Linked DNA regions of Homo sapiens: region 2 is linked to region 1. Evidence: chromatin loops called from intact Hi-C (ENCODE). Cell type or tissue: MCF 10A. All regions are shown on one strand. Links, peaks and the distances in the headings refer to the core of each region. The heading gives the core; the rest is flanking DNA.

What was found. A loop is a pair of places that touch in the nucleus more often than their neighbours do. Peaks named below come from ENCODE experiments on the same cell type or tissue, not always from the same donor. Only the 100,000 strongest peaks of a DNase experiment are listed, where the experiment ranks them.
Region 2: a loop joins it to region 1, with 9 times the contacts of the local background. A loop is called at or near these places in 53 of 110 quality-filtered maps.

What each region holds. Positions count from the first base shown.
Region 1 is chr7:22,726,523-22,743,063 of GRCh38, reverse strand. It overlaps IL6 (interleukin 6), which reads right to left and starts at 15,864. Exons shown (of 5, transcript NM_000600.5): 1 at 15,783-15,864; 2 at 15,430-15,620; 3 at 14,258-14,371; 4 at 13,404-13,550; 5 at 11,066-11,658. The coding sequence starts at 15,801. The coding sequence ends at 11,491. It overlaps IL6-AS1 (IL6 antisense RNA 1), which reads left to right and starts at 15,444. Exons shown (of 2, transcript NR_131935.1): 1 at 15,444-15,496; 2 at 16,359-16,541. RefSeq lists an enhancer at 15,215-16,414 and a silencer at 16,400-16,449. In MCF 10A, for the core only: a CTCF peak has its summit at 10,131 (motif pointing right); a DNase peak (open chromatin) is centred at 11,573.
Region 2 is chr7:23,048,823-23,065,363 of GRCh38, reverse strand. No RefSeq gene overlaps it. Among named protein-coding and RNA genes, the nearest start is that of HYCC1, 43 kb to the right of the region's middle. In MCF 10A, for the core only: a CTCF peak has its summit at 9,569 (motif pointing right); a DNase peak (open chromatin) is centred at 9,573.

The DNA.
Region 1 (16,541 bases), core at 5,722-13,721:
ATCCTCAGCGTCTAAGACATACACAGGAAAATTAATGCTATGTCTCATCCCACAATGCCCTAAAATCAACGGCTTTCCTCATGATTTAGATCAGGCTTCTCCTGATAAAAAAAAAATTACTCATAATTTTAGCCATGATTCTAGAGATAGGTTTGTTCCTCCACTGTGAACTATATTGCTATTACACACTCACCATAATGCTCCAGTAATCTCTTCTGTAAGCCCAAGGACTCACAAATACTTTCCACTCAGGGTTCAACTCCAGGTTCCATTCCATGCCCCCACAACTACACACCTTTTCAGCAAAAAGTAGCCAAAATAAATATATTACTCATTTTCCATAAAAATAAAATAAAACTTAGGTTGGGGGTGGTGGCTCACGCCTGTAATCCCAGCACGTTGGGAGGCCAAGGTGGGTGGATCACTTGAGGCCAGGAGTTGAAAACTAGCCTGGCCAACAGGGCAAAACCCTGTCTCTACTAAAAACACAAAAATTAGCCAGGTGTGGTGGTGCATGCCTGTAATCCTAGCTACTTGGGAGGGTGAGGCACGAGAATTTCTTGAACCTGGGAAGCAGAGTTGCAGTGAGCCGAGATTGTGCCACTGCACTCCATCCTGGGCAGCAAAATGAAACTCTGTCTCTAAATAAATAAATAAATCTTAACAGAGGGGTGTTTATAACCAGGTACTTCAGTTTTAAAAATATATTTTAATCACCCACTTTTATTTACTTATTATTTTTAACTTTTGTGGGTTCCTAGTAGGTGTATATATTTCTGGGGAATATGAGGTGTTTTGATACAGGCATGCAATGTGAAATTAGCACATCATGGAGAATGAGGTATCCATCCCCTCAAGCATTTATCCATTGAGTTGCAAAGGATCCAATTACACTTTTTAAGTTATTTTAAAATGTACAATTATGTTATTATTACTATAGTCACCCTGTTGTGCTACCAAATAGTAATTCTTATTCATTCTTTCTATTTTTTTGTACCCATTAACCATCCTTTTCTGCCCCCATCCCCACAATACCCTTCCCAGCCTTCGATAACCATCCTTCTATTCTCTATGTTTATGAGTTCAATTGTTTTCATTTTTAGATCCCTCAAATAAATGGGAACATGTGATGTTTGCCTTTTTGTGCCTGGTTTATTTCACTTAACAATGATCTCCATTTCCATCCATGTTGCTGAAAATGACTGGATCTCATTCTTTTTTTATGGTTGTATAGTACTCCATTGTGTATATGTTTCACATTTTCTTTATCCATTCATGTGTTGATGGACACTCAGGTTGCTTCCAAATCTTAGCTATTGTGGATAGTGCTGCAGCAAACATAGGAATGCAGGTATCTCTTCGATATACTGATTTCCTTTCTTTTGGGTATATACCCAGCAGTAGGATTGCTGGATCCTATGGTAGCTCTACTTTTAGTTGTTTGAGGAACTTCCAAACTGTTTGTTCTCCATAGTGGTTGTACTAATTTACATTCCCACCAACAGCATACAACAGTTCCCTTTTCTCTACATTCTCGCCAGCATTTGTTATTGTCTGTCTTTTGCATATAAGCAGTTTTGACTGGGGTGAGACAATTTCTCTGATGATCAGTGATGTTGAGCACCTTTTCATATACCTGTTTGCCATTTGTATGCCTTCTTTTGAGAAATGTCTATTCAAATCTTTTGCCCATATTTTGATCGATTTATTAGATTTTTTTTTCCTACAGGGTTGTTTGAGCTCCTTGTATATTCTTATTACTAATTCCTTGTCAGATGGGTAGTTGGCAGATATTTTCTCCCATTCTGTGGGTTGTCTCTTCACTTTGTTGATTGTATCCTTTGCCACGCGGAAGCTTTTTAACTTGACGTGATCCCATTTGTCCATTTTTGCTTCGGTTGCCTGTGCTGGTGGGGTATTGCTCAAGAAATTTTGCCCAGACCAATATCCTGGAGTTTTCCTCCAATGTTTTCTTGTAGTAGTTTCACAGTTTGAGGTCTTAGATTTAAATCTTTAGTCCATTTTGATTTGATTTTTTTTTATATGGTGAGAGATAGGGGTCTAGTTCCATTCTTCTGCATATGGATGTCCAGTTTTCCAAACACCACTTACTGAAGAGACTGTCTTTTCCCCCAGTGTATGTTCTTGGCACCTTTGTCAAAATTGAGTTCACTATAGGTGTGTGGGTTTGTTTCTGAGTTTTCTATTCTGTTCCATTGGTCTATGTGTCTGTTTTTATGCCAGTACCATGTTCTTTTGGTTACTACAGCTCTGTAGTATAATTTAAAGTCAGGTAATGTGATTCCTCCAGTTTTGTTCTTTTTTCTTAGGATAGCTTTGGCTAGTCTAGGTCTTTCATGGTTCCATATAAATTTTAGGATTTTTTTTCTATTCTGCTTCTGTGAAGAATGTCATTGGTATTTTGATAAGGATTGCATTGAATCTGTAGATTGCTTTGGGTATTATGGATATTTTAACAATACTAATTCTTCCAGTCTATGAACATAGAATATTTTTCCATTTTTTGGTGTTCTCTTCAATTTCTTTCATCAGTATTTTATAATTTTCATTACAGAGATCTTTCACTTCTTTGGTTAAGTTAATTTCTAGGTATTTAATTTTATATGTGACTATCGTAAATGGGATTACTTTTTTAAATTTCTTTTTCACATTGTTCCCTGTTGGAATATAGAAATGCTGCTAATTTTTGTATGTTGATTTTGTATCCTGCAACTTTATTGAATTTGTTTATTAGTTCTAATAGCTTTTTGTGTGTAGAGTCTTTAAGTTTTACCATAGATAAGATCATATCTTCTGCAAACAAGGATAATCTAACTTCTTCCTTTTCAGGAATGCCCTTCATAACTTGGATGCCCTTCATAACTTTCTTTTGTCTGATTGCTCTAGCTAGGACTTTCAGAACTATGCTAAATAACAGTGGTGGCAGTGGGCATCCTTGTCATGTTCCAGATCTCAGAGGAAATGCATTCTGTTTCTCCCCATTCAGTATGATATTAGCTGTGGGTCTGTCATATATGGCTTTTATTATGCTTGGGTATGTTTCTTCTGTCCTCATTTTTTTAAGAGTTTTTATCACGAAGGAATGTTGAATTTTATCAAATGCTTTTTCAGCATTAAGTGAAATGATCCTGTGGTTTTTATCCTTCATTCTGTTGATAGGATGTATCATGTTGATTAATCTACATATGTTGATCCATCCTTGCATCCCAGGGATAAATCCCATTTGGTCATGAGGAATGACCTTTCTAACGTATTGTTGAATTAGAATGCTAGTATTTTTGCTAGTATTTTTTGAGGATTTTTGCATCAACATTCATCAGAGATATTGGCCTGTAGTTTTCTTTTTTGATGTGTCTTTGCCTGGTTTTGGTATCAGGGTAATACGGGCTTTGTAGAATGAATTTGAAAGTATTTTTTCCTCCTGTATTTTTTGGAATAGTATGAGTAGGATTGGTATTAGTTCTTTTCTAAATGTTTCATAGAATTCAGCGGTGAAGCCATTAGATCTTTGGCTTTTCTTTACTGGGTGACTTTTTATTACAGCTTCAATCTCATTACTTGTTACTAATCTGTTCAGGTTTTCAATTTATTACTGGTTCAGTCTTGGTAGGTTGTATGTATCTCAGTATTTGTCCATTTCCTCTAGATTTTTCAATTTACTGGCTTACAGTTAGTTATAGTAGCCACAAATGATCCTTTGAATTTCTGCAGTATCAGTTGTAATGTCTCCTTTTTTATTTCTGATTTTATTTATTTGGATCTCTCTTTTTCCTTAGTTTGGTTAAAGGTTTGTCAATTTTGTTTAACTTTTTTTTTTTTAACTTTTTGTTTCATTGATCTTTTTTTTAATTTTAATTTCATTTATTTCTGTTCTGATCTTTATTTGTTTTGATATAAATTTTGAGTTTGGTTTGCTCTTGCTTTTTTAGTTCTTTAAGATACATCATTAGATTGTTTATTTGAAGTTTTTCCTCTTTTGTGATGTAGGCACTTATAGCTATAAACTTCACTCTTAGTACTGCTTTTGCTGTATCCCATGGGTTTGGGTATGTTGTGTTTCCATTATCACTAAATTTTTCAATTCCCTTCTTAATGTCTTCATTGACCCACTGGTCATTCAGGAGCATATTGTTTAATTTCTATGTGTTTGTATAGTTTCCAAAATTCCTCTAGTTATTACTTTCTAGTTTTATTCCATTGTGGTCAGAGAAGATGCTTGATATTATTTCAATTTTTAAAAAATATTTTAAGACTTGTTTTCTGACCTAACATATGGTCTATCCTTGAGAACGATCCATGTACTGAGGAAAATGTGTTTTCTGCAGCTCTTGGATAAAATGTTCTGTAAATATCTGTTAGATACATTTGGTCAATAGTGCAGATTAAATCTGATGTTTCTTTATTGATTTTCTGTCTGGAAGATCTGCCCAATGCTGAAAGTGGGGTATTGATGTTTCCAGCTATTATTGTATTAGGACCTATCTCTCTCTTTAGCTCTAATAATATTTCCTTTATATATCTGGGTGCTCCAGTGTTGGGTGCATATATATTTAAAATTGTTATATCTTTTTGTCAAATATATCATTTTATCATTAATAGTGACCTTCTTTGTCTCGTCTTATGGTTTTTGTCTTGAAGTCTATTTTGTCTGATATAACAACTCTTGCTTTTTTTGTTTCCATTGGCATGGAATATCTTTTTCCACTCCTTTATTTTCAGTCTATGTGTGTCTTTATAGATGAAGTGTGTTTCTTGCAGGCAATGGATCAATGGCTTTTTTTCATCCATTCAGCCAGTCTGTGTCTGAAGATTGAAGAGTTTAGTTCATTTACATTCAACGTTATTATTGATAAGTAAGGACTTACTACTGCCATTTTGTTATTTGTTTTCTGGTTGTTTTGTGGTCTTCTCTTCCTTCTTTCTTTCATTCCTGTCTGCCTCTAGTAAAGATAATTTTCTCTGGTGATATGATTTAGTTTCTTGCTTCTTATTTTTTGGGTATCAATTGTATGTTTTTTGGTTTGAGGTTACCATGAGGCTTGCAAATACTATCTTATAATCCATTATTTTAACGTGGTAACAACAACACTATTTGCATAAACAAACAAACAAGCAAAAAGAAAACTAATAAAAACTCTTAACTTTGTCCCCCAGCTTTTTAACTTTTTAAGAGTGGTTTACATATAGCAGTTACAGTGTTATCACATTCTGTGTTTATCTATGCACTTACTATTACCAGTAAGTTTTATACCTTCAGGTGATTATTTATTGCTCATTAATGTCCTTTTCTTTCTGACTGTAGTACTCCATTTAGCATTTCTTGTAGGACAGATCGGTTATTTATGAAATCCCTCAGCTTTTGTTTGTCTGAAAAAGTCTATTTCTTCTATATGTTTGAAGGATATTTTTGCTGGATATACTATTCTAGGGTGAAAGGTTTTTGTTTTGTTTTGTTTTTCCAGCACTTTAAATATGTCATGCCACTCTCTCCTGGCCTGTAAGGTTTCCACTGAATAGTCTGCTGCTAGATGTCTTGGAGTGCCATTGTATGCTATTTACTTGTTTTTTCTTGCTGCTTTTAGGGTCCTTTCTTTATTCTTTACCTTTGGGAGTTGGATTATGAAATGCCTTGAGGTAGGCTTTTTTTGGGTTAAATCTGCTTGGTGTTCTATAATCTTCTTGTGCTTGGATATTAATATCTTTCTCTATGTTTGAGAAGTTCTCTGTTATTTTCCCTCTGAATAAGCTTTCTACCCCATCTCTTTCTCTACCTCCTCTTTAAGTCCAATAACTCTTAAACTTACCCATTTGAGGCTGTTTTCTAGATCCCATAGTTGTGCTTCATAGTTTTTTATTCTTTTTCTTTTGTCTCCTCTGACTATGTATTTTCAAATAGCTTGTCTTCAAGTTCACTAATTCTTTCTTCTGCTTGATCAATTCTGCTATTAAAGGACTCTGATGCATTCTTCATTATGCCAATTGCATTTTTCAGCTCCATAACTTCTGCTTGATTTCTCAAAATTATTTCAATCTCTTTGCTAAGTTTGTCTGACAAAATTCTGAATTCCTTCTCTGTGTATCTTGAATTCTTTGACTTTCCTCAAATAGCTATTTTGAATTCTCTGTCTGAAAGGTCACATATCTCTGTTTCTCTAGGATTGGTTTCTGGTGACTTATTTAGTTCATCTGGTGTGGTCACGTTTTCCTGGATAGTGTTGATGCTAGTAGATGTTCTTTGATGTCTGGGCATTGAAGAGTTAGATATTTATTGTAGTCTTCATTGTCTGGGCTTATTTGTAGCTATCCTTCTTGGGAAGGATTTCCAGGTATTTGAAAGGATTTGGGTGTTGTAATCTAAGCTGTTTCTTCTTTAGGGGGCACCTCCCACCCAGGAATGCTGTGGTTCTTGCAGATTCATAGAGGTACTGCCTTGATAGCCTTAGACAGGATCTGAGAGAATTCTCTGGATTACCAGGCAGAGCCTCTTGTTCTCCTCTTTTACTTTCTCCCAAACATACATACAGAATCTCTCTTTCTGTTCTGAGCCACCTAAAGCTGGGGGTGAAATGACACAAGCACCCATGTGGCCACCACCACTGTGACTGCACTGGGTCACACCTGAAGCCAGCACAGCACTGGGTCTTACCCGAGGCCTGCTGTAACCACTCTCTGGCTACTGCCTATGTTTGCTGAAGGCCCTGGGGCTCAATAATCAGCAGATGGCAAAGCCAGCCAGGCCTGTGTCCTTTCTTTCAGGGTGATGAGGTCCCCAGGGTAGGTCCAGAAGTGCCATCTGGGAGTTAGGGACCAGAGTAAAAAACTTAGAAGTCTACCTTGTAGTCTATTGTCTTGTGACTGAGCAGACACTCAACCCACAAGATGCAGTCCTTCCCACTCTTCCCTCCCCTTTTCAGAAGCAGAGAACCCTCACCCTGTAGCTACTGCCCACCCTGCTCCCCAGTGGCCTTAAGAAGTGCTACCAGACCACCATGGATGTTCCCTTAAGGCCTTAGGTCTTTTAAGTCAGCTTGTGGTGAATGCTGCCTGGCCTGAGACTCACCCTTCAGGGCAATAGGCCTCTCTCTGGCACAGGGCAGGTCCAGAAATGCCACTCATGAGTCAAAGCTTGGAATCAGGGACCCCAAGATCCCACCTGGTGCTCTACCCCCTTGTGGTGGTGTTGGTACCTAAGGTGCAACAAGATACAGCCCCGTTTACTTTTCCCTCTGCTTTTCCCAAGCAGGAGGAGTTTTGCCCCATAGCCACCATAGGTGGTAATGTGCTGAATCTCACCTGAAGCCAGCAAGTCTCAGAGGCTCACCTAAGGCCCTCGATGTAGTACCTGGGGATCGCTACTGGTTATTCAGGGCCCAAGGGCTTTTCAGTTAGCATGTGATGAATGCTGCCAGGACTGGGTCCTTTCATTCAAGGCAGTGGGTTCCCTTCTAGTCTAGGATGTGTCTAGAAATGTTGTCTTGGAGCTTGGGTCTGGAATACGGGCCTTATGACTCTGACTAGTGCCCTATCCTGCTGTAGCTGAGCTGGTATCCAAGAGGTAAGGCCAAGTCCTCCCCACTCTTCTGTCTTCTCTCCTCAAGCAGAAAGAAAAAGTCTCTTTTGAAGCTATGACTTGTGCAGCCTAGGATTAGGAGAGGGGTGAAGCCAATACTCCCTTGGCTGCCTCAGCTGGTATCTCGGTATGTCACATGTCCCCTCAGTCCACTAGGTCTCCGGGCCTTGTTGAGCCCTAGTACTTGCCTAAGAGTTGCAGTCCTTATGGCCTAGACTGCCTTTCAAGTTTGGCCCTCAGTGGAGAGTTTTGCGGCTACTCAAGTTTGGACTGCTGGGGATTGACAATTCCTCTTGGGCTAGGGATGGTTTAAATGCTCCCTCTGTGAGTGGACATCAGCTAAGTTTAGTCTGGTTTTCCTTTCTCCTCTAACAGGACAGTACTGAGTTCAGTGCCCCACAATTGATGTGTTCTCCTTCTCCCAGCACCCAGAGACATTCTCCGCACCACACCACTGCTGCTGTGGATAGGGGAGGGGTAGCATTGTGATTCAGGACTGTTTTTTAATTTCTTCAGTGCCTGTTTCAGTGATATGAAGTTAAAACCAGGTACTATGTGTGCTCACCTGAGTTCTGATTCTTATGAAGGTGTTTTTTGTTTGTTTGTTTTTCTGTGCAGATAGTTGTTAACTTTGTATCCTTGCCAGGGGGTCCATTGGTGGAGCTTTCTATTCTGCCATCTTGCTCTGCCTCTTACCCACTTTCTTTTTCTTCCTTTTCTTTCCTCTCACCTCTTCATTCCTTCCCTCTCTAGACACTCCCCTCTGGCAATGTATGCTTATCTAATTATACTCTTGCTTTAAAAATCCCAGAGGCTGATCTTTAAACAAACGAGGCAAGGAGCCCCCATTGCAGAATCCTCCTGGTTAGAAGGAATCATGAACAATGAATCCATCATCTAGCTGAAGTTAAGATGATCCCAAACAGACCTCCGGACAGGCGGTTACCTGAGATAGCCATCAGAACAAGACACACAGACCCTACACCACGCACCACTCCCACGTATCTCCCATACCAAGTTTCTCTTTAAAAACTACTGTGATAAATTTTAAAATTCAAGATGGTACTTTAAAATACTAGCTCACCATCTTCTTGGTTTACTGGCTTTCTGATGAACTGGCTTTTCCTCCCACCAACCTTGTCTCTCATGTCTGGCTTTCGAGTGGTGAGCAGCCAAACCAGGGTTCACTTAGATTATCCGTGCCTCTAGTATGGGTTCTCAGCACAGCCCACATTTCTTTTTGGAAACCTTATCACATTTATAGTCTTTATTTAATGTCTATTTTCCCTTCCATAGTGTGCTACACAAGAGGGCAGGGATCATGTCTACCCTTTCACCTCTTTCTCAGGAGCTTTCCCTGACTTATCTATGAAACTCAACCCATTTTTGTTTGAAGAATGAAAGCATCAGTTGATCGCAATTTCTCTTTGTTCTTTGACTTGACCCTAGTTTTGGGAAGCCCACTTGTGATGCGTGGTTTCTAGAAATCAGAGTATGTGGCTCTTTTCTGGCTCAGCTCCTCTCGGTTTTTGACCTCTGTGGACTTTCCCTTACCCAGAAGAACTCCTCCCCTGGAGGAAGAAGTCTGTAGCGGGTAGAATGGGGAAAAGCTTTATAAGGAGACAGAACTTTTATATTGCAGGGGTTAGAAAGGGGAAATCTGCACCAAATTCCCAGTGTCGTGTTGAGATGGATAAACGAGGCCATGTTAAGTTGTCCAGATTGCCTCTCTCACTACCACTTTAGGTCGGGGAGGGGAGAGGGCAGATGAAGATTATTGCCAGTGGCAAAGGAAATGGAGGTAGGTGTACATGCACTGGCTATTCATTGCCTTCTCTGGAAGTCCTTTGAGTGTTTCTTTCTAATTCTTGCTATTTTTCCTGAAGATGAAGATACATAAACACACAGAATTAGTGATTTCCCCTACCACTATATGCCTACAAGAATTGAGGTGTCTTCTTATCTTTCTTATCTTTGATCATCTATATTTTCTTTTGTTCAAAAAATATTTACTGGGGCCTTCATTGGTCAGGTTTGGGGCCATGGGCACAGGATGCAAAGATTAATATAGGAAAGAGTCTTTTTTTAAAAAAATTATTTATTTATTTATATTATTATTATTATTTTTTGAGACAGAATCTCCCTCTGTTGCCCAGGATGGAGTGCAGCCCCAGGCTCTACCTCCCAGGCTCAAGCGATTATCATGTCTCAGCTTCCTGAGTAGCTGGGATTATAGGTGCGCCACCACGCCCAGCTAATTTTTGTATTTTTAGTAGAGACGGGGTTTTGCCATGTTGGCCAGGCTGGTCTTCTGACCTCAAGTGATCCTCCCGCCTCAGCCTCCCAAAGTGCTGGGATTATAGGCGTGAGCCACTGCGCCCAGCTCGTCTTTTTTTCCCCCCTGAAATTAGTTTTAGGTCATGAAAGGAGTCTGCTTTATTGAGGCATCCACATGCTGGCTGAGAAGAAAAAAACCATTGATTTTAAGGTGTGGTACAATGTGGTAGATGCTTTGACAGGTAGATAGGTGCAGTGCTTTAGGAACCCAGAAGAGGGAGGCAGAACTTCTAGTTATTGTTTGGAAGCTTGTACATTGTTATGCTTTATACAGTGGTTGTATAGTCCCAAAGACTTTGATTGCATGTTTATAGGTATTCCCTATATTAACATGTTTTGGGATTTTCTACATCATCCCTCAGTTCCTGGGTAGGCAGTGGGACCTACAGGTTAAGAGTAGGGGACCTGTAGGTAGGTAGACTTGGATTTCAAATCTGGGTCCCTGCCTGACCTTCCAGCTGGGTGACTTAGATAAATTACTTAGTCTTCCACAACCAGAAAGGAGTGTGCAAGTGCTGGGGTTAAATGACGTGATGGATGCAACACATTTAATGATGCCTGGCATGTAGTAGGTGCTTATATGTATATATATATGTGTGTGTGTACATATATAGTATATATATATATCGTATACATACATATATAGTATATATACAGTATATAGTATATATAGTATATAGTATATATAAATATATAGTATATATAGTATATATGCATATATACTATGTATGCATATATAGTATATATATACTATATATATACATACACAGTATATATACTATATATACTATATATATACATACATAGTATATATACTATATATACTATATATACTATATATACACATACATAGTATATATACTATATATACTATATATATACATACATAGTATATATACTATATATACTATATATATACATTCATAATATATATGTGTATATATAGTATATATGTGTATATATAGTATATATGTATTATATATAGTGTATATATGTATTATATATAGTATATATATTTATTATATATAGTATATATATGTATTATATATAGTGATTGATTAGCTTTTTTTGGTCGTGGTGGTGGCAGTGACAAGAAACTTGTTTATATTAAGCTTCACGTGACACACTCAAAGTTGCTGAATTTTTTAAAATGCCATTTATTGGTATAAAAACCATTTATACATTATATAAATACAATATAAATATTTCTTTAAAAATATGTATAAGTTAGCCATTTATTTGAGGTAAGCCTACACTTTCCAAGAAATGATCTGGCTCTGAAACAAAGGATATTCAAACTGCATAGCCACTTTCCATTATTATTTCAAAACTAATACATAAAATGTTTCAAGTGGTACTTCTTAAAAATATAAATATGACTTACATAAATTAACTCAGCTTCACATATTTAAATATTAATAAATTAAAAATAATTAAAATAGTGTCCTAACGCTCATACTTTTAGTTCTCCATAGAGAACAACATAAGTTCTGTGCCCAGTGGACAGGTTTCTGACCAGAAGAAGGAATGCCCATTAACAACAACAATCTGAGGTGCCCATGCTACATTTGCCGAAGAGCCCTCAGGCTGGACTGCAGGAACTCCTTAAAGCTGCGCAGAATGAGATGAGTTGTCATGTCCTGCAGCCACTGGTTCTGTGCCTGCAGCTTCGTCAGCAGGCTGGCATTTGTGGTTGGGTCAGGGGTGGTTATTGCATCTAGATTCTTTGCCTGAAGGAAAATGAAAGTAAAAAGGATTGTTTAAATGTTGAATAAATCCTTTGCAGTGGAGGGATGCTCTGGGCTATGGGATGATGTTCAAATGTGAAATGTGGGGTGAATGAGATTAACTGGGGTGCCTGCTCTGAGTAGGACCCTTCCATAGCAACAAACTTCTTTTTTTTTTTTTTGAGTCAAGGTCTCGTTCTGTCACCCAGGCTGGAGTGCAGTGGTGCACAGCAACCTCTGCCTCCTGGGTTCAAGTGATTCATGTGCCTCAGCCTCCTGAGTAGCTGGGTTACAGGTGTATGCCACCATGCCTGGCTAACTTTTTTGTATTTTTAAGTAGAGATGGGGTTTTACCATGTTGACCAGGCTGGTCTTAAACTCCTGGCCTCAAATGATCCACCCACCTCAGCCTCCCATAGCGCTGGGATTATATCAGCACTGTGCCTGGCTCACAGCAACCAACTTCTAATCATCCCTTTGCTGTTCTGTCTCCCATTAGACCACAAGCATCCTGAGGGAAGCACCACTATCATTTTTGTTTGTTTGGTTTTGGTTTTTTGTAGAGATGGGGTCTTGCTATGTTATCCAGGCTGGTCTTGAACTCCTGGCCTTAGGAGTTCAAGGAGTTCTCACCTTAGGCTCCCAAAGTTTAGGGAATACAGGCATGAGCCACCAAGCCTGACCAGCATCACTATCTTATTTGTTTGTATTCTGTCATATGAAATAATGCCTGGCACATAGTTCATATTTAGTATATGAATGAAGAGCCCATACTTAAAGGCATTTTAATATGGGTTCTTCAGTGGCCTCTAAATCTGATACTTTTCTCCAGTTTCCCTCTCACCATCCCTTTAGGATCTGTTGAAAGACCACTGATCCGGTGGTGTAAAGAGGACTGGGAAACACCTTTCCATAGACCCACCATATGGGATAAGTAACTTGTGGAAGGCCTTAAACCTCCAAGTGTGGTCCTGGAATTCTGCAGCATCACCAGGGATATAAGCCTGGTAGAAATTTGACCCTCAAACCCACCCGAGGCTTGCTAAGTCAGACTCCACACCACAAGAAGATGCCCAGGGAATTCCCATGCATGTTAACATATGAGAAACCCTGGCTTAAGTAGAAATGGCAGAGGCAGGATCAGCACCAAGGGTTTCATTCTAGGCCCCTTCTTATTGAGCTTTGGCTCCTCCACATGCTAGCCAGCAAGTCTACTCCCTGCTGTCTGAATAGCCAGCTACTGGTGGCCAAAGCCTTTGGTACCTCTTTCCACCCTTGAGTCTCTGACCATTTCTCTGAACTAACTCTCTGGTAAAAGGTAGGAAAAAGAATTGAAACAACCACAGTGAGAAGAATGTCACTTGGCAATGACTAAAATCTTAAAATCATTTTGTGCTCCTTGGTCTTTGTTTCTGTGGATCACTGGCTGGAGTTGGATGCACTTTTTTCTGCCCGCCCCCCCGCCTTTGGTTTTAAATCTCTTGCACTATTAAAAATTGATGTTAAAATCCACCTCAGTTAATATATAGTTTAAAATACAGTTATTGATGTCCTTTGCAGAAGAGAGCCAACCAACCAAACAAACAAAAAAAGATTTAACAATAACAATCAGAAACTATTTCTCAGACTCTTTTGTTTACGTGTAGCCTTCTCTTTTGGAAGTGGCATTGCATCCCTGAGTTGTCCAGGACACTGTCTTTGAGCCTGTCTTCCCCCACACCAAGTTGAGGGAATGAGGACACACCCACCTTTTTCTGCAGGAACTGGATCAGGACTTTTGTACTCATCTGCACAGCTCTGGCTTGTTCCTCACTACTCTCAAATCTGTTCTGGAGGTACTCTAGGTATACCTCAAACTCCAAAAGACCAGTGATGATTTTCACCAGGCAAGTCTCCTAAGAGGAAAGATGGTGGGAAAATTGGTTATCGCCAGGAGATAGAATCAATTTGAAAAGTTAAAATTGCCACAGTTCGACATCTTTTCCCTCTGCTCCTCTAGAGAACTTCAAGTACCTCTTAGGCAGCATGTTTTGGGACATTGGACAGCACCATTTTAAATAACTGGACAATCAGAGGCCCCATGTAATTAGTTTTATCCAAAGCCCAACAGATGCTAGAATGTGGCAATGGGGATCCTTCTCTGATTGTCCCCCTTGATGTTCTTCCTGCACTCTTGCCCTTGTTAATGCTGGGCTGGAACCTCCTTTTATAAAATAATCAGAAGACAGTGCAGGTTATCTCACTGTGGAGAATGAGCTGGGCAGGGAGGGAGGGCAGACCTGGACCCTGCCAGGGGCAGCCAGAGAGGGAAAAGGCCCTGAGAGTACCTTTCCCAGGATGAACTAATTAAACCTGTGGGAGTTTTAAACATTTGACAGTTGTTAAAATCTCACCACAGTGGCACCATCTCTGGCCATACCTGTCCAAGAATAAACTGCCTTTAAAAAAGCTTGAAGTTGGCCTCCTCATGAAATTTACATAACATTCTTTACATTTACCCACTTTTTGTTGCTGCCTGGATCTATATGTATACAGGCACTGCATGCAAGAGGGAGAAGTTTTGCCTAAGGAATAGTGAAAAGTGAGTGCGACAAGTTGGTACCTCATTGAATCCAGATTGGAAGCATCCATCTTTTTCAGCCATCTTTGGAAGGTTCAGGTTGTTTTCTGCCAGTGCCTCTTTGCTGCTTTCACACATGTTACTCTTGTTACATGTCTGGGAAAGAATACCAGAATTGTTATCACCTAAGTGTCCCTAAAACAAACACCACTAGAGGGCCTTTTCATTGTTCAACCACAGCCAGGAAAGTCTCTAAGAAAAATGAAGCTACAACTCATTGGCATCCTGGCAAGCAAATTCCAGTGGAGTGGGGGCACACTTGGGTTCAGTTCCAAGCTCACCTGTGACTTTAGGTGTGTTACTTAATCCTGAGTCTCAGTTTCCTTATCTCCAAAAACCTTCCTTGCAAATTTGTTTTGAAGATTAGACACAATATTTATTTAAAGTGCCTGGCACACAGTAGATACTTAATAACAGCAATTTTGACAATAATTAGGAGAATATAATTCAAGCCATAGAATGTTCCAGCAGGAAGGATCTATGAGATCACCTAGTCCACGCCCAATTTTACTGATGGAGTCCAGAGGTGGTAGGGAATTTACCCAAGATCACAAGGCTGGTTTGGCAGAACCAGAATTCGAGTGTGGGCTCCCAATCTCCCCTCCTGTGTTCTTTTCTTTCTACCAAACAGGACCAAAATACCTTGCATTGAAAGTGGGGAGATGCTTTAACCTATTTATGATTTGCCACTTTGGTGGGCTCTGAGGTATGAATCTTAGCTGGAATGGCTTTGAGGAATCCTAGCCATTGAGTTTACATAACCAAAAAGTACTGCAACTGCTCTGAGAAGCTGAACATGCCTTTCAGGTGGCACTTTTCTAGTCCTTCCAAAGCCCGGGGGACAAAAAGGAGCTTCACAGACCTAATTTTTTGGAAAGGGAAAAGGAAGCCCTGAGAAGCAATAACCCTCAGCTCATGCCAAAGGTGGGCATGGATTTCAGACCCATTCTGCATTTTCCAGAAAGGAAAGGAACTTCCTGACACCAGCAAAGGATAAATACAGAAGTCAGTCTAGTCGGCCCCGTTGGCCTCAAATCTACAGTGCTCTAGAACCCAGCAAAGACCTCCTAATGCAGGCAGCCCCCGGCCACACGCAGGGGCAAGGGGAACGCATGCGCACCGGGCCCTTCAACCCCATCGCCAAGCCTACCCACCTCCTTTCTCAGGGCTGAGATGCCGTCGAGGATGTACCGAATTTGTTTGTCAATTCGTTCTGAAGAGGTGAGTGGCTGTCTGTGTGGGGCGGCTACATCTTTGGAATCTTCTCCTGGGGGTACTGGGGCAGGGAAGGCAGCAGGCAACACCAGGAGCAGCCCCAGGGAGAAGGCAACTGGACCGAAGGCGCCTGTGCCGGAGGGGAGCGAGCGCAGGGGTGAGCTGACAGCACAGCTGGGAGCCTGCCTCTGCTGCTGGCCGCCCGCCAGCCCTCCCTGGGCCACACACCCCTCCCTCACACAGGGCTCGACCGCCGCTGGCAGTTCCAGGGCTAAGGATTTCCTGCACTTACTTGTGGAGAAGGAGTTCATAGCTGGGCTCCTGGAGGGGAGATAGAGCTTCTCTTTCGTTCCCGGTGGGCTCGAGGGCAGAATGAGCCTCAGACATCTCCAGTCCTATATTTATTGGGGGTTGAGACTCTAATATTGAGACTCATGGGAAAATCCCACATTTGATAAATCTTTGTTGGAGGGTGAGGGTGGGGCCAGAGCGGGTGGGGCTGATTGGAAACCTTATTAAGATTGTGCAATGTGACGTCCTTTAGCATGGCAAGACACAACTAGGGGGAAAAGTGCAGCTTAGGTCGTCATTGAGGCTAGCGCTAAGAAGCAGAACCACTCTTCCTTTACTTTCTTTTTTTCTTTTATTAGTGACTCAGCACTTTGGCATGTCTTGACAAAGAGTAAAGCTGAAGTCATGCACGAAGTTTTACAAAGAGAAAAAAAATAAGCTAAAGCTATGTTTTTTGAAAAAAAAAAAATTTTTTTTCAGTGACCAGATTAACAGGCTAGAATTTAGCGTTCCAGTTAATTTGTATTTGTAAAAACCAAAGATGTTCTGAACTGAGTTTCCTCTGACTCCATCGCAGCCCCCCAAGCCTGGGATTATGAAGAAGGTAATACTACCAGTCATCTGAGTTCTTCTGTGTTCTGGCTCTCCCTGTGAGCGGCTGTTGTAGAACTGCCTGGCCATCCTCAAATTTCGTGCAGTTACTTCAAGGCGTCTCCAGGTGGAGTGTGTGACTCCTTTTTGCCACCGCGTGGCTTCTGCC
Region 2 (16,541 bases), core at 5,292-13,291, 320 kb before region 1:
TTTGGGAGGATGAGGCAGGAGGATCGCATGGGCCTAGGAGTTGGAGGTTGCAGTGAGCCATAATTGTGCCACTCTACTCCAGCCTGGGCAACAGAGTGAGACCCTGTCTCTAAAAAAAAGAAAGAAAAATCTCCAAAAGGAGGCATTAATTTTAAAACATTACTTAATACTATAATGTACTTTGGGAATAGGATATTACATGAACTTTTCCTGCTATCTCAGAGTTTTGGCGGAGGCTTCAAAGGGCAAAAATAATACAATAGGTATCAGCTATTCTCACATCCTAAAGAAAAGGCTGGCCACCTTGGGCTGGCCACATTTATTCTGCTGTCATCTGCCCATGACCCACTCCCAGGTTATCTCAGAGGATGGGAAACATTCAAGTTTCAAGAGATTTGGAACGAGGGGCATTGTATTAGTCCATTCTCACATTGCTATAAAGAACTGCCTGAGACTGGGTAATTTATTTAAAGAAGAGGTTTAATTGACTCAAAGTTCCACAGGCTGTACAGGAAGCATAGTGGGGATCGGGGGTGGGTGCTCAGGAAACTCAAAATCATGGCAGAAGACGAAAGGGAAGCAAGCGTGTCTTACATGACTAGAAAAGGAAAAAGAAGGCACAGAGGAAGGTGCCACACACTTTTGAACAACCAGGTCTCATGAGAACTCACTCACTATCATGAGAACAGCAAGGGGGAAAACCTGCCCCCCATGATCCAATCACCTCCCACCAGGCCCCTACTCCAACACTGGAAATTACAAATGGATGTGAGATTTGGGTGGGGACACAAACCCAAACCATATTAGGCAGGTTGCTGTGCATTTCTTCTCCTTCCCTCCAAGGAAGCAGAATTCAGAGGGGAGAGACTTCACTTACTTAAAATTTATCTAAAGCCAGTGAAATAGGCTGCAATGGAGCCATTTGGAGAACTTGAGTTGGAGGGACAGAAAGACTGACACTTGACACACACCCAGGAAGTCTGAAATTGAGAGGTTGTGTCCAGGTCTGACTGAGTAGAAAGCACTTCAGCAGGTCAAGAACACAGGCATGTTTCTCCTAGGCCAGGGTCAATCTGACTAAACCTGGGCATGGGTTGTATCATTGTCTTGAAATGGGCCATGCCCAGGAGGGCCTCCTGATAAAGATGAGGCAACTGCAGCAAGAAGAATCTGCAGGTGCACCTTCAGACACAGAGTGGAGGCAGGGCAGCCTGAGGGGGCAGAGACAGGAAGATGGACAGGCAAGAGGTAGGGCTTCACCCATGATCCCAAAAGTGGTATCCCAAAGAGAAGGAATACATATTTGGGAACTAGCACACCAAGGCAACTGTAGTGGTCAAGTGGAATTGCTCTGTCCTTATGCTGCTTCTCTCTTGCCCCAAACCTGTAAGGGGTTCTGACTGTAGCCAGCAGATGTGGGAAAGGATTGCTGGAGACAGAGAGAAGAAACTGATGCAGCACCCCTCTAAATCCACCTAAGCAGAAAGGAGGGGAAATGTTTTCAACTGCATCAGAGTTTAGAATTTTGATATTTCACCGAACTAAATTATTTGAGATCTGACAAAAGAAAATATTCCTTTATTACCACAGAATGGCACCTCCTTTTCCTTTTTTCATCCTAATGCATGAGTGAGTTTTGGATATATGACAACATAATGTTAATATGAGCCCAGTTAAATTACATATGTCTTATTTCTCCATACTCTTTTCATAGAGAGCTTTAAAAACTCTCCTAACTCCAGTCATCAATGATTTTTATTATAAAACCTAATGGATGGTGCTTTAAATTAATTAGGAAGATTTTGGTTGCAAGTAAGAGAATACGTGACTAAATTTGGCTTAAACAGTAGGGGTCTATTATCTTACATTAAAAAGAAGTATAGATGTGGGAGGTTCCGGAAGAGTTAATGATGCTTGAGCTGCTGGCTAACTATGCTGAAATTCTCTTGACTTCTCCTCATGGCAACAAGATAGCTGCCACCATTGTAAACATTACACCTTCAATCTGACAACACCAGCAAAAGTAAAGGATTTTCTTTTCATATGACTCTCTATTTAATCAGGGAAAAAAAGATCTGGCTGGGTGCGGTGGCTCATGCCTATAATCCCAGCACTTTGGGAGGCTGAGGTGGACAGATCACAAAGTCAGGAGTTCGAGACAAGTCTGGCCAACATAGTGAAATCCCATCTCTACTAAAAATACAAAAAATTAGCCTGGTGTGGTGGTGTGCTTCTGTAGTCCCAGCTATTCAGAAGGCCGAGGCAGGAGAATTGCGTGAACCCGGGAGGTGGAGGTTGCAGTGAACTGAGGTCGCACCATTGCACTCCAGCCCAGGCGACAGTGCGAGACTCCATCAAAAAAAAAAACAAAAAACAAAACAAAAAAAACTATTTCACTGCCTTCAGCAGATTTTGCCTTATAATTAATTCACCTTCATTGGGTCACATTCTCATCCTTAAATCAATGACTAGTAAAGGGAAATGAGAATACTGTGATTGGCTTAGACCAATTATGATTCATTCCCAGAGGCAGAATCTACCTTTCTCAGCATATTGCTGCCTGGTACTTGAACAAATTTGACAGTCTAATAGCAATGGAGGAGGAAGGAATGGCATTTGCACTCACAATGTCTGCTACAGAAGTCTGTGCCAAAGGCTCCTAACAGTGGAACTGCGTGGGCTGGGCTGCAGTGCTGAGTCACTGCGCCTATGTGTTGAAGATCCTCCTTAATAACAAATGCCTCTGTCATCCCTGCCCCAAGGCCTAATGCGAAAAGTTGGGTTAGAGTTTTTGACTTTTTTTTTTTTTTTGAGACGGAGTTTCACTCTTGTTACCCAAGCTGGAGTGCAATGGCGCTATCTCTGCTCACTGCAACCTCTGCCTCCCGGGTTCAAGCGATTCTCCTGCCTCAGCCTCCCGAGTAGCTGGGATTACAGGCATGAACCACCACGCCTGGCTACTTTTGTATTTTTAGTAGAGATGGGGTTTCTCCATGTTGGTCAGGCTGGTCTCAAACTCCCAACCTCAGGTCATCCACCCACCTCGGCCTCCCAAAGTGCTGGGATTACAGCTGTGAGCCACCATGCCCAGCCCGAGGTTTTGACTTTTTAATTGTGAGAAATAACTACCATTCTTTGGTACACGGTGTTTTAATATAAAGCATATTGTTGTTCCATATTATTTCTACTTTGCTTCAAGTATATTTGAAGAAAGAATAATATGTTATCTTTCATAGGACTAGAAACGTGAATACCTCCCTTTGAAAATAGCGCACAAATACATAACCAAAAATGGTAAGCACTCTTATCACCATGTTTTATGTTCTTGGTGTAATAATAACACAGTTATAATAATAATAATAATAATAATAATAATAATAATAATAATGATAGTGATATCTACCACTTGTTGAATGGTGCCAGCCACTGGGCTGAGAATATTTATACACACACACACACACACACACACACACACGTTTTTTTCCAGTTTTCATAATGCTTTTTTTTTTAACTTTTATTTTAGGTTTGTGGATATGTGTGAAAGTTTGTTCCATAGATAAATGTGTGTCATGGGGGTTTGTTATACTTATTATTTTGTCACCCAGGTATTAAGCTTAGTACCCAACAGTTACCTATTCTGCTCCTCCCCCTCCTCCCACCCCCCCCCCAAGCAGACCCCAGTGTCTGTTGTTCCGTTCTTTGTGTTCATAAGATATTATCATTTAGCTCCTACTTATAAATGAGAACAGGTGGTATTTGGTTTTCTGTTCCTGTGTTAGTTTGCTAAGATAATAGCCTCCAGTTCTGTCCATGGTCCTGCAAAAGACATGATCTCATTCTTTTTTTATGGCTGTGTAGTATTCCATGGTATATATGTACCACATTGTCTCTATCTAATCTGTCGTTGATGGGCATTTCGGTTGATTCTTTGCTGTTGTGAGTAGTGCTGCAATTCACACGCATGTGCCTTTACGGTAGAACGATTTATATTCCTCTGGGATATACCCAGTAATGGGACTGCTGGGTTGAATATACTTACATGTTTTTAAACCTGTATGCATCATGAATGAGATAGGATTGACTCTCTCCATTCTACAGATGGGAGAATTAAGAGAGAGCTGGCAAGAGCAGTGGCTCGTGCTGGTAATCCCAGCACTTTAGGAGACTGAGGCTGAAGGATTGCTTGAGGCCAGGAGTTTGAGACCAGCCTGGACAACACAGTAGGACCCCGCCTCTCTATATAAAAAAATAGCTAGAGAGCTAATAGAAGTTGCCCAGTTTTACACAGCTGGGAGCTGTACTTTGAATCCTGCTGACTCCAGGTGAGCCAACTGAATGACTGTGGTGTCCTGTTCTCACTAGGCTTATGATCTCACCTGCTACGGATGAAGAGCCACAAGGGAAAGGGGAATGGGAAGAGAGATGTTTGCTAATGGCTGAAATTGATAACCATGTGGGCAGAGTTCAAAATTCATTTATCAGAAGACAAATCTTAAGTTATAGTTTTAGAGAAGCATAACTGTATTGGCAAGGCTGCCTGAGGTTAAGTCCCAGCTTGACCACTTACTAGCTGCATAACCTTGGCCAAATTATTTCAGCTGTCCCTGCCTTAGTATCCTCATGTGTAAACTGGGAATAATAATAGTACCTCCATCACAGAGCTACTGTAAAGATGGAGTTAATGGATAAAGCACCTAAAACAATTGCTGACACTTAATGTGTCATTGAGAGGATGTGAAAATAATGTGAGCTTCAAGTCAGACGGGGTCGGGTTTTGAATGCTGACTCTGCTACTTGCCGTGTGACCTGGACAAAAATGTCAGGCTCTCTGTGTCTAATACATAGTTTGTGTTAATGAATGGGGTTTTAAAATATGGCCTGTTTTAATATTATGTCTGCAACACTGTCCCTTCCCCCATTATCATTTCCTCCTATTTTGGTAGGTGTCACTTTGGTACCAAGTGACTTATTAAAATCAAGTTGATGCTGTGTTGATATAGCAACTCAGACTCCCCATCTTCAAAGATAACTAGACCTCAGTTTAGGATCTCAAATAATATCTGGCCAAAGAATTGTCAAAAGTAAAACATTTAGTACTAAAAAGAAGTGGGAAACATTGGGAAAGGTGATGGCAGTTATCTACTAGGTATTTTATCCTCTGAATTTCTCAGCAAAGGAATATAGCCATCTGAATAGGAGGCAAAGGTATGTGACTATTTCCTGTTTCTACTGGTGCTTATGATAATTTGAAGCAAATGCACTGTTGCTGTAATGAATTTGGGCAATTTCCTGAGTGCCCTGCTTTTTCTTCTTCCAAAATTACTTCTCCTCCCTATCTTCAATAGGTATATCAGATTATATAATTTATTTAGGGCCCTGTTCTTAGCCAGATGCCATAAAAGAGAAACCTGACAAATGAATTCATCCAAAGGTGTTAGTAACCTCCATAACTGCAATTTATAATGACTGACCGAAAAGAACTGCAATTTACAAAATAAGATTTAAAAAATGCATTTCTTTTTTTTTTTCTTACAGACAGAGTCTCACTCTGTCACCCAGGCTGGAGTACAATGGTGTGATCTCAGCTCACTGCAACCTCCGCCTCCTGGGTTCAAGCAATTTTCCTGCCTCAGCCTCCCAAGTAGCTGGGATTACAGGTGCCCGCCACCATGCCCAGCTAATTTTTGTATTTTTAGTAGAGACGGGGTTTCACCACATTGGCCAGGCTGGTCTTGAACTCCTGACCTCAGGTGATCCACCCACCTCGGCCTCTCAAAGTGCTGGGCCTACAGCCATGAGCCACCATGCCCAGCCAAGAAATGCATTTCTAATAAGAGTTTAAGCTGGTAGAGATTTTAGGGGTTGGAGACTCACCCAAGGCCCCTTATAAGCTCACATTGTCTGCTCTCTTGGTCAGAAAGGTCCTGGAAGCCCTGGTGGATTTGGCTTTAGTATATGCACCAAGTTATACCCTGAGCAAGATAAGTACAAGGTAGGACTCTAATGAGGGGGCAAAGATTCACTTCCTTTGATTTTTTCTTTCTTTCTTTTCTTTTCTTTTCTTTTCTTTCTTTCTTTCTTTCTTTCTTTCTCTTTCTTTTTTCTTTCTTTCTTTCTCTTTCTTTCTTTTTTCTTTCTCTCTTTCTTTCTCTCTTTCTTTCTTTCTTTTTCTTTCTTTCTTTTTTCTTCACATAGGGCAGAGTCTTTTCCTTAGACACAAACCAAGCTCATTGAATTGCATCAGACAAAAACCATATATTTTAACCTGAATAATAGGAACAGTTATGGCTATAATCTTGTCCTATAATTATTATTATTTTTTCTGATGGCTAAGGTTAGACCTGCTCAGTAGTGCTCAGTAGTGAAAACAGGAAGTTGTTTTGTGAAATTTTTATTATCACAGACTTAAACTCCAAACAACTCAGACCAAAAGATAAACTGCTGTCCTGAAATTGCTCAAGCCATTGCCCAAATGTCCACTTCCCTTTGAGCTTTATAGAGATGGCCGAAAAATACTTTAGCATTGGTAGGCACTAGGGGTTCTGATGAGTACTTATAAGGATCACAATTTGCTAGGCTGCCATTCTGCTTTGGGATGAAATGGTAATCAATTTTAGAGCCTAAGACATTTTACAACTTAACTGACAAACCAAAAGCAATTTTCAGTTTTTCACCAGGATCTGGGGACTAGAATTCCCTACCACACTATTAAACATTTCTTGGCAGCGGCTCGTGGGATGTGCCTGTCAGCTCTTGGCAGAAGCTATAATAGAATCGTCCTTCTTCCCTCTATCACTCTAGCAATTCACAGTCGATTTACAGTACTTTCTGGGAAAGGCAATTCTCAGTCCTAAGGGACATCAAAATGAAAAGCACACCAAATGAAGTGTTTAATTTCATCAACCCGAGGATTAAGTAAAAAGTCATTTTCTCCTTTAGGCTCATAATAGAAAAATAGCCTTCTGTTAGAGAGACTTAATTATGTGAGCACTTATAAAATAAATTCCTGTCATAGATTATGTGTCATTTAAAATTGTAACAGAGAAAAGTGTTTAAATGTAAACTTGGTTGTTGATGAAAAGAGTCAAACTGTAAAATATTTTAAGAGACTTATTCTGAGCCAAATATGAGGGAGCATGGCCTATGACACAGCCCTCAGGAGGTCCTGAGTACACGTGCCCAAGGTGGTCGGGGTACAGCTTGGTTTTATATATTTTAGGGAGATTGAGACATCAATCAAATACATTTAAGAAATACATTGGTTTCATTCAGAAAGGTGGGACCACTCAAAGTGGGAGCTTCCAGGCTATAGGTAAATTTAAACTTTTTCTGGTTGACAATTGGTTGAGTTTATCTGAAGACATCGGATCAATAGAAAGAAAATGTTCAGGTTAAAGGATTGTGGAGACCAAGTTTTATTGTGCAGAGGAAGCTCTCAGATAGCAGACTTCAGAGAGAGCAGGTTGTAAAATGTTTCTTATCAGACTTAAAAGGGTCCCTGGCTCTTAGTTGATTTTCTCCTGGATCTGGGAAGGGAAGAAGGAAAACAAAGGGGAAAGGGGCTTCTCTATAGAATGTGGATTGTTCCCACAAGAGACTTTGCAGGGCAATTTCAAGATATGGCAAGGAAATATATTTTGGGGTTAAATATTTTGATCTTATTCCTTGTCTCATAGTGTTATGCCAGAGTCAGACTGGAAAGTAAGCCACGATATGCAGGGTTAAATAACACCCGTCTGATGAGAATTTACGGTTTGCAGGGCATAACTCCCCAGGCCCCTTAGGTAGGAATTTGGGCAAGATAAAAAATCAAAGCTTAGTCTTCATGGTCAATTCATCCTTTATGGACTGACATACATTTTTTAAAAAGTAACAAATAGATCCTAAAATATATTTCAAAAGAATAGAAGCTTATTTCTCTTTTAAATGAGTGGACTATGTTTTTTTTTGTTTGTTAATTTTGTTGTTTTTGTTGGTTTTTTTTTGAGATGGAACCTCGCTCTGTTGCCCAGGCTGGAGTGCAGTGGTGTGATCTTTGCTCACTGCAGCCTCCACCTCCTGGGTTCAAGTGATTCTCCTGCCTCAGCTTCTGGAGTAGCTGGGATTACAGGAACATACCACCACCCCCGGCTAATTTTTGTATGGACTATGTTTTAAAGCAGTTTTAGGTTTACAGAAAATTGATTGGAAGGTACAGAGAGTTCTTATATATCCCACTTTGCAGCCTCCCAGGCCCACTCCCCACCTTCCCCTTCTTTATGATTTCCACCACTATTCACATCTTTCATTTGTTACACGGTACATTTATTACAATTGATGAGCTGATATGGACACATTATTATTAACCAAAGTCCATAGTTTACATTAAGATTCACTCTTTGTGTTCTACGTCTACCAGCAAATGTATGACATGCCTCTACCATTACTATCATACAGAATAGTTTTACTGCCCTAAACATCCCTTGTGCTCCAAGTTATCATCTGTCCCTCTCCTCAAACCCCTGGCAACTACTGACCATTTTCTGTCTTCATTGTTTTACCTTTTCCAGAATGTCATATCATTGGAATCATACAGTATATAGCCTTTTCGGACTGGCTTCTTTCACTTAGCAATATGCATGTAAGGTTCATCCGTATATTTTCATGACTTGATGGCTTTTTTTTCATGTCATTGCTGAATAATGTTTCATCATATGGATGTGCCACAGTTTATGTATTCATTCACCTGTTGAAGGATACCATGGTTTCTTTTGGGGATTGGCAATTACGAATAAAGGTGATATAAACATTTGTCTGCAGAGTTTCCTGTGGATATAAGTTTTCAACTCATTTGAGTAAATACCAAAGAGCATGATCGCTCCATCATAGAGTAAGATGTTTAAAATTTTTTAAGACTTGCCAAACTGTCTTCCAAGGTGTCTGGACCATTTTGTATTCCTACCCAGCAGTGAATGAAAGTTCCTTTTGCTCCACCAAATCCTCACCAGCATTTGGTTATGTTAACATTTTGAATTTTAGCCATTCTAATAGGTATATAGTAGTTTCTTATTATTGTTTTATTGATTTTATGCATTTCAAAGTGTATTAAAACATATTTCTACCTCCTGTATCCAAGGTTCTTAACCTTGAGTTGAGAGATGGAATTCAGGACCTTCATGAAGTTGTGTATAAAATTGTGTGTGATTTTCTGGATAATGAGTGGAGCTTATTTTTATCATTAGAATTTAAAAGAGATTTATCACAAAGACAAAGTACCTTTGTTTTAGACCATTTTATTATTATTGTTTTAATTTAAATCACTTTTAACAGTATTGTTTCAATTTAGATTCTGTGCTGTTTGAAAAGTTAGGCCATAGGCAATTGCACTTATAATTATCCAACAGATTTCTGGGGAATCGTTAATGTAACAATCACAATATTAGACACTGGAGATACAGAGCTCAAGAAAATATGATATCTGTTCTTAGGAAATTCATACTCATGTAACTCCTGTTATCAGCCAATAATCAAAGAGGAAGAAGAAAGGCTGCCCTGTCATTCTGATTACTTCTGGGTGCTCAGTCCTGATTGTGCCAGTAGATGTCACTGTAGTGTAGGACAGCTAACCTGATCAGTTAACCTGAAGGCATGGAATTCAGAAATCTCTCTCTTTTTGGTGCATGATGTACATTTTAAAAAAGTAATGTAGATTTTTTTCTTACCGACACAGACACAGAGCTGACATGAGTATAAAATTGTAGTTATTTAAAAATTTAGAGGATATTTTGAAGCCTAACTAAAAATATTTCTGCAAAAGAATATGCATAGCCAACAATATTATAATTTAACATATAATGTTTTAAGCTGGCAATTTGAAACTTCTAAGCTTTCATCATGATTTTAAAGGTAATTGGAGGATTCACATTAAACAAAAAGCCCAACAACAACCATTACTTATATTTGTTAGCATCTGGCATTTCTCTTGTAAAACCCAAAGACAAATTGAATACTTCTAGTAAGAGTGAAAGATTTAAATTTTAGCCTCTATGACATATATGTTATTTCAGAGATTCTTCTATTCTGAAACAAGAAGAATTCTGTACAAGGAAAAGCTGAACTAAAAATCAAAAGTCTTGCTTTAATTTTTAAAGTGCTTATTCATTAATCAAATAAATTATGCTCATACCCAAGATTTTTTTTTCTTTTCTTTTCTTTTTAAACGAGATAGGGCCTTGCTCTGTTGCCGAAGCTGGAGTGCAGTAGTGCAATCATAGTGTTGCAGCCTCAATCTTCTGGGCTCATGCGATCCTCCTACCTCAGCCTCCTCAGTAGCTGGGACTATAGGCACATGCACAGGCACATGTCCAGCTAAATTTTAAAATTTCTGTAGAGATGAAGTTTTACTATGTTGCTCAGGCTGATCTCAAACTCCTGAGCTCAAGCAGTTCTCCCGATTTGGCCTCCTAAAGTGCTGGGATTACAGGTGTGAACCACTATGACCGGCTGAATTTTTTTTGAAATAAAAATTTGAGTAGCAGTTGTATAGACTCAGACTCAATTACATTTAATGTTTTTTTTTTTGTTTTTTTTTTGGCTAGTCTCAAACCATTAAGGACCAATGAGATAAACTAATATACATCATGCTGAGGTGTAGGAGTTTTTCTTTATGCTGAGGAGCTAATATTCTGGATCCAATCACCCAATGAGAATGTCTAGCTTACTTTTTAGCATCCATATCCCAAGGAGGGTTTGTCAATGCAAACTCCTTTTCATATACAAAATCACTCTGAAGAGGTCTTTTGTTTCTAAATGTTCACCAATTAAGTGGGTGGATATTTAAAAGCTGTCTAATTTGTACTGGGAAGGTTGGCATGGGAAGCTCATTTTATGAGCCAGCATTACCTTAATATTGAAACCAGACAAAATAATTACACGTAAAAAAACTACAGACTAATATCCCAAATAAACATAGACCCCAAAATTCTCAAGAAAATATTAGCAAATTAGATGCAGCAATAAATAAAAAGGATAATGCATCATAACTAAGTGGGATTAATTCTAGGAAGGCAAGGTGGCTCAATATTTAAATCTAAATTAACGTAATTCATTATGTCAATAGATAAAAGAAGAAAAATTATAGGATCATCCCAATAGATGCAGAAAAAGCACAACAAAATTCAATATTCTTTCATGATAAAAACTGTAAGAAAATATCCTCAACTTAACAAAGGACATTTATGAAAATCCTATGGCTGACATCATTCTTAATGGTTGTCTTAGTTTGGTCTGTGATATCGTTTGGTGTGTCCCCACCCAAATCAATCTCATCTTCAATTCCCATGTGTTGTGGGAGGGACCCAGTGGGAGGTAATTGAATCATGGGGACAGGTCTTTCTCATGCTGTTCTTGTGATAGCAAGTAGGTCTCATGAGATCTGATGGTATTATAAGGGGGAGTTTCCCTGCACAAGCTGTCTTTTTGCCTGGTACCATCCATGTAAGACGTGACTTGCTCCTTGCCGTCCACCATGATTGTGAGGCCTCCCCAGCCACACGGAACTGTAAGTCCATTAAACCTCTTTTTCTTTCCAGTCTCAGGTATGTCTTTATTAGCAGTGTGAAAATGGACTAATACAGTCTGCTGTGACAGAATACAGATTGAGTAGCTTAAACAATAGACATTTAGTTTTCACAGTCTGGAGTCCGAGAAGTCCAAGATCAAGGTCCCAGCAGATCTGGTGTCTGGCAAAGGCACTCTTCCTTCTTTGCAGATGGCTGTCTTCTCATTGAATTCTCACATGGCCAAGAGAATGGTGAAAGACTAAGTGCTTTCCCCTAAGCTCAAGAATAAGTGAAAATTGTCTACTCTTACCACTGCTATCACCTTACCAGAGGTCATAGACAGGGCAATAAGGAAAGAAAAAGAAAAGACAGAGATTTTAAATGAAGAAATAAAACTGTTGCTATTTATAGATGAGAATCTGTAACATAGGAAATCCCAAAAGAATATACAAAATGGCTACTGGAATTTATAAGGGAGTTTAGCCAGGTTGTGGGATACAAGCTCAATATTCATATATCAGTTGTATTTATATATATTCATAATAAAAAAAGGAAATTAAAATTTAAAAATCACTTTGCAGTAGCACTCAAATTATTAATTACTTAGGTATAAGTCTAACAAAATATGTGCAAACTTTATATGCTGAAAATTAAAATATTGATGATAGAATCACAATCTTTAAAGAAAGAAGTATCTGTGTTCATGGATTGGAAGACTCAATATTGTTAGGGTGCCAGTTATTCCCAAGTTGATTATAGATTCAGTGCAATCCTAATAAAAATTTTAGCAGATTTTTTCTTTTATAGAAGCCAGCAAACAACCGAGCACAGTGGCTCACACCTGTAATCCCAGCACTTTGGGAGGCCAAGGCCGGCAGATCGTGAGGTCAAGAGATCGAGAGAATACTGGCCAACAAGGTGAAACCCCGTCTCTACTAAAAATACAAAAATTAGCCAGGTGTGGTGGCACGTAGCTGTAGTCCCAGCTACTCAGGAGGCTGAGGCAGGAGAATCGCTTGAACTTGGGAGGCGGAGATGGCAGTGAGCCAAGATCACGCAACTGCACACTTCAGCCTGGTGACAGAGAGAGAATCCGTCTAAAAAAAAAAAAAAAAAAAAGAGAAACCAGCAAATATACCCTACGTTTATATGGGAAAGCAAACCGGCAAACATACCCTACATTTATATGGGAAAGCAAAAGATAGTCAAAAATTTTTGCAAAAGAAAAAAGTTGGAAGACTCAACACTGCTAACTAATTTCAAATCTTACAAGCCACAGTAATCAAGCCATTATGGTATTGATCAAAGGATAGAAACAGATGAATGGAGCACACGAGAGCAGGAGTTGTCAAATTATGGCCTCCAGGACTAATCTCACTGGCTGTTTCTGTAAATAATATTTTATTGAAATAAAATAATACTTCATTAAAATACAGCCATGCTCACTTATTTACATGTTGTCTATGGCTGCTGTTGTACTATAACGGTAGAATTGAGTAATTGTGACAGAGACTGTATGGCCTGCAAAGCCTAAAATCTTACTTATCTGTCGCTTTAGAGGAAAAGCTGGTGAACACTTCAAATAGAATCCAGACATAAAACAACATATACATGGTTAATTGAATTTTTTTTTTTTTTGAGACGGAGTTTCACTCTTGTCCAGGCTGGAGTACAGTGGCATGATCTTGGCTCATTGCAGCCTCTGCCTCCCGGGTTTAAGTGATTCTCCTGCGTCACCCTCCTGAGTAGCTGAGATTACAGGTGCATGCCACCATGCTGGCTAATTTTTGTATTTTTAGTAGAGACGGGGTTTCACCGTGTTGGTCAGGCTGGTCTCAAACTCCTGACCTCAGGTGGTCCACCCAACTTGGCCTCCCAAAGTGCTGGGATTACAGGCATGAGCCACCGTGCCCAGGCTGTTAATTGACTTTTGACAAACATACAGAGGTAATTTAATGTAGAAAGGATAGGCTTTTAAAAAATGCTGCTGCAACAATTAAACATATGTGTGTAAAAATACGAACCTCAATGCATACCTCACACTGTGAGGGCCTTTAGGCAGAATTATCTACTTCCTCCCTTAAACTTAACTCAAAATGGATCTGAAATCTAAGTGTAAAACCTAAAACTATAAAACTTCTAGAAGAAAACACATGTGAAAATCTTTCTGAGCTTGGGTTAGGCACAAATTTCTTAGCATCCAAAAAGCACAAATCAGGAAAAAAAAGTTGACAAATTGGAATTAATCAAAATTAGAAACATCCACTCTTCAAAGGACACTGTTAAGAAAAATGAAAGAGAAGACACAGTCTGAAAGAAATATTTGTAAAACACTGTATAATAAAATACTGATATCCTTAATATGTAAAGAACTCAATAATAAGAAAATGGGCAGGGCACAATGACTCACACCTGTAATCCCAGCACTTTGGGAAGCCGAGGTGGGCAGATCACTTGAGCTCAGGAGTTCCAGGCCAGCCTAGGCAACATGGCAAAACCCTGTCTCTGTTTAAAAAAATACAAAATTAGCTGGGTGTGATGACTCAGGCCTGTGGTCCCAGTTGAGGCAGGAGGATCGTTTGAGCCTGGGAGGTGGAGGTTGTAGTGAGCCGAGATGGCACTACTGCACTCTAGCCTGGGTGACAGAGTGAGACCTTGTCAAAAAAAGAAAGAGAAAGAAAGAAAAGAAAGAAAGAAAGAAAGAAAGAAAGAAAGAAAGAAAGAAAGAAAGAAAGAAGGAAGGAAGGAAGGAAGGAAAGAAAGAAGGAAAGAAAGAAAGAAAGGAGAGAGGGAGGGAGGGAAGGAAGGAGGAAAGGAAGGAAAAGAGAGTGAAAGTAAGCAAGAAAGAAAGAAAGGAGGGAGGGAAGGAGGGAGGGAAGGAAAGAGGGAAGGAAGGAAGGACAGACAGAAAAGAAAAGAAAAGGAAGCAGCCTGGGTGACAGAGTGAGACAAAAGAGAAAGAAAGAAAGGAAGGGAAGGAAGGAAAGAGGGAAGGAAAGATAGAAAAGAAAAGAAAAGAAAGCAGCCTGGGTGACAGAGTGAGACAAAAGAAAAGAGAAAGAAAAAAGAAGAAAGAAAGAAAGAAGGGAAGGGAAGGAAGGAAAGAGGGAAGGAAGGAAGGAAAGATAGAAAAGAAAAAGCAGCCTGGGTAGCAGAGTGAGACAAAAGAAAAGAGAAAGAAAAAAAGACAAGAAAGAAAGAAAGAAAGAAAAGAAGAGAAGAGAAGGCAGCCAAGCCCATTTAAAAAAATGGACAAAATATTTGAATATTTTATGAAATGCAGATGCCACATAAACAATGAAAAGATCATTAGTCATCAAAGAAATGAAAATTAAAACCACAAAGAGATATCACTACACATCCATTAGTGCTGATGGGTATGCTGTGCCAATGGAGCTCTCATACATTTTGGGGTGGAATGTAACACTGCAGTAACTTTGAAAAACAGTGTGACAATTTCTTATAAAGTTAAACGTATACTTATTAGATGACCCAACTCATCTTTTAGATTTTTACCCAAAAGAAACAAAAACATACACAAAGATCTACACATGAATATTTATAACAGTTTTCACCAAAAAACTGCAAACAACCTAAATGTTCATCAGCTTGTGAAGGGATAAACCAACTGTGGTACATCCATACTGTGTACAGGTAGATTCCACGTGATAGAATTTCATACAGAACAGTACTACTAAGTGATAAAAAGAACAAATTTCAAATACACCATGCTAACTGAAAGAAGGCAAATTTATAAAGCCATATGGGATATGTTTGAATTTATATGACACTCTGGAAAAGTTAAAACCACAGTGAGAGTCCTGGACTGGGGATTAACCACAGGGGACATGTGGGAACTTTCTGGCATGGTAGAAATGTTCTGTATTTTAATTGTGATGGTAATTGTGTACCTGGATGTGTTTGTCAGGATTCCTAAAATTATGGGTATGTCTAAAAAGGGTGAATTTCACTCTAGGAATTATATCTCAATAAACCTGACTTTAAAAAATGGCCAAATCAGGGAAAGATTCTGAGTAAAAGTAGAAAAGCTCCCTGACTTGTATTGGGAGCAAACCCAGAATTTGAGAAATAATTTAGGAGAAATCCAGAAGCCCATATAAACATTTTTATGTTCAAATATTTGTATCTATGAAGTCTCAGGGTATCTACCTTGTGAATATCAAGGGTCTATGGCAGACACAGTGAAACACAAGCATCTAATAAGAATCTATTTTCACATAGGAGATCTATGGGTATTTAAGGGAGGAAGTAGATAATTCTGCCTAAAGGCCCAGGCCAGTGCTAACAGAGGTAATGATATTACCTATAGAGTAGCTTCTTGGTGGATGAACAGAGGATTAAATTGAAGAGAAAATCATTCTAGACAGAAGGAACAATGTAAGGTCCTAAGATTTGAGGTAGTAAAGTGCATTCTAGGAAAGATAAGTTATTTTCGAAACATTGAAGCACAGTTATTCATTTTATTACTAACTTTTCTTATGCTTAATTTGTTTTCTTCATTCATTTCACATATTCTTGAGTGCCTACTTTGTGCCAGGTACTAGGTAAGGTTTAAGGAGGTAAAAATAAGCCTGAGAAATATGACAAGATCCCAACTCTACTAAAAAAAAAAAAAAAAAAGCCAAGTGTGATGGTACACCTGTAGTCCCCAGCTACTCAGGGGTCTGAGGCAGGAGGATTGCTTGAGCCTGAAAAATCAAGGCTGCAGTGAGTTATGATCACACCACTGCACTCTAGCCTGGGTGACATAGCGAGACCCTGTCTCAAAAACAACAACAAAAAATAAATAAATTAATAAATTTTAAGTAACTAAATATATAAGCCATTATTTCTGTTCTCAAGGAGATCATGGGCTAGTAGGGGAGTCCCAGCATGTGCATGCTTGTGTACACACAATAATGACTCTTGAGTATCATAAAATTTCTAAATAAGGTATTAGCATGCACATGCAAGTTGCTCAGAGAATAGAGGGTCTAACTC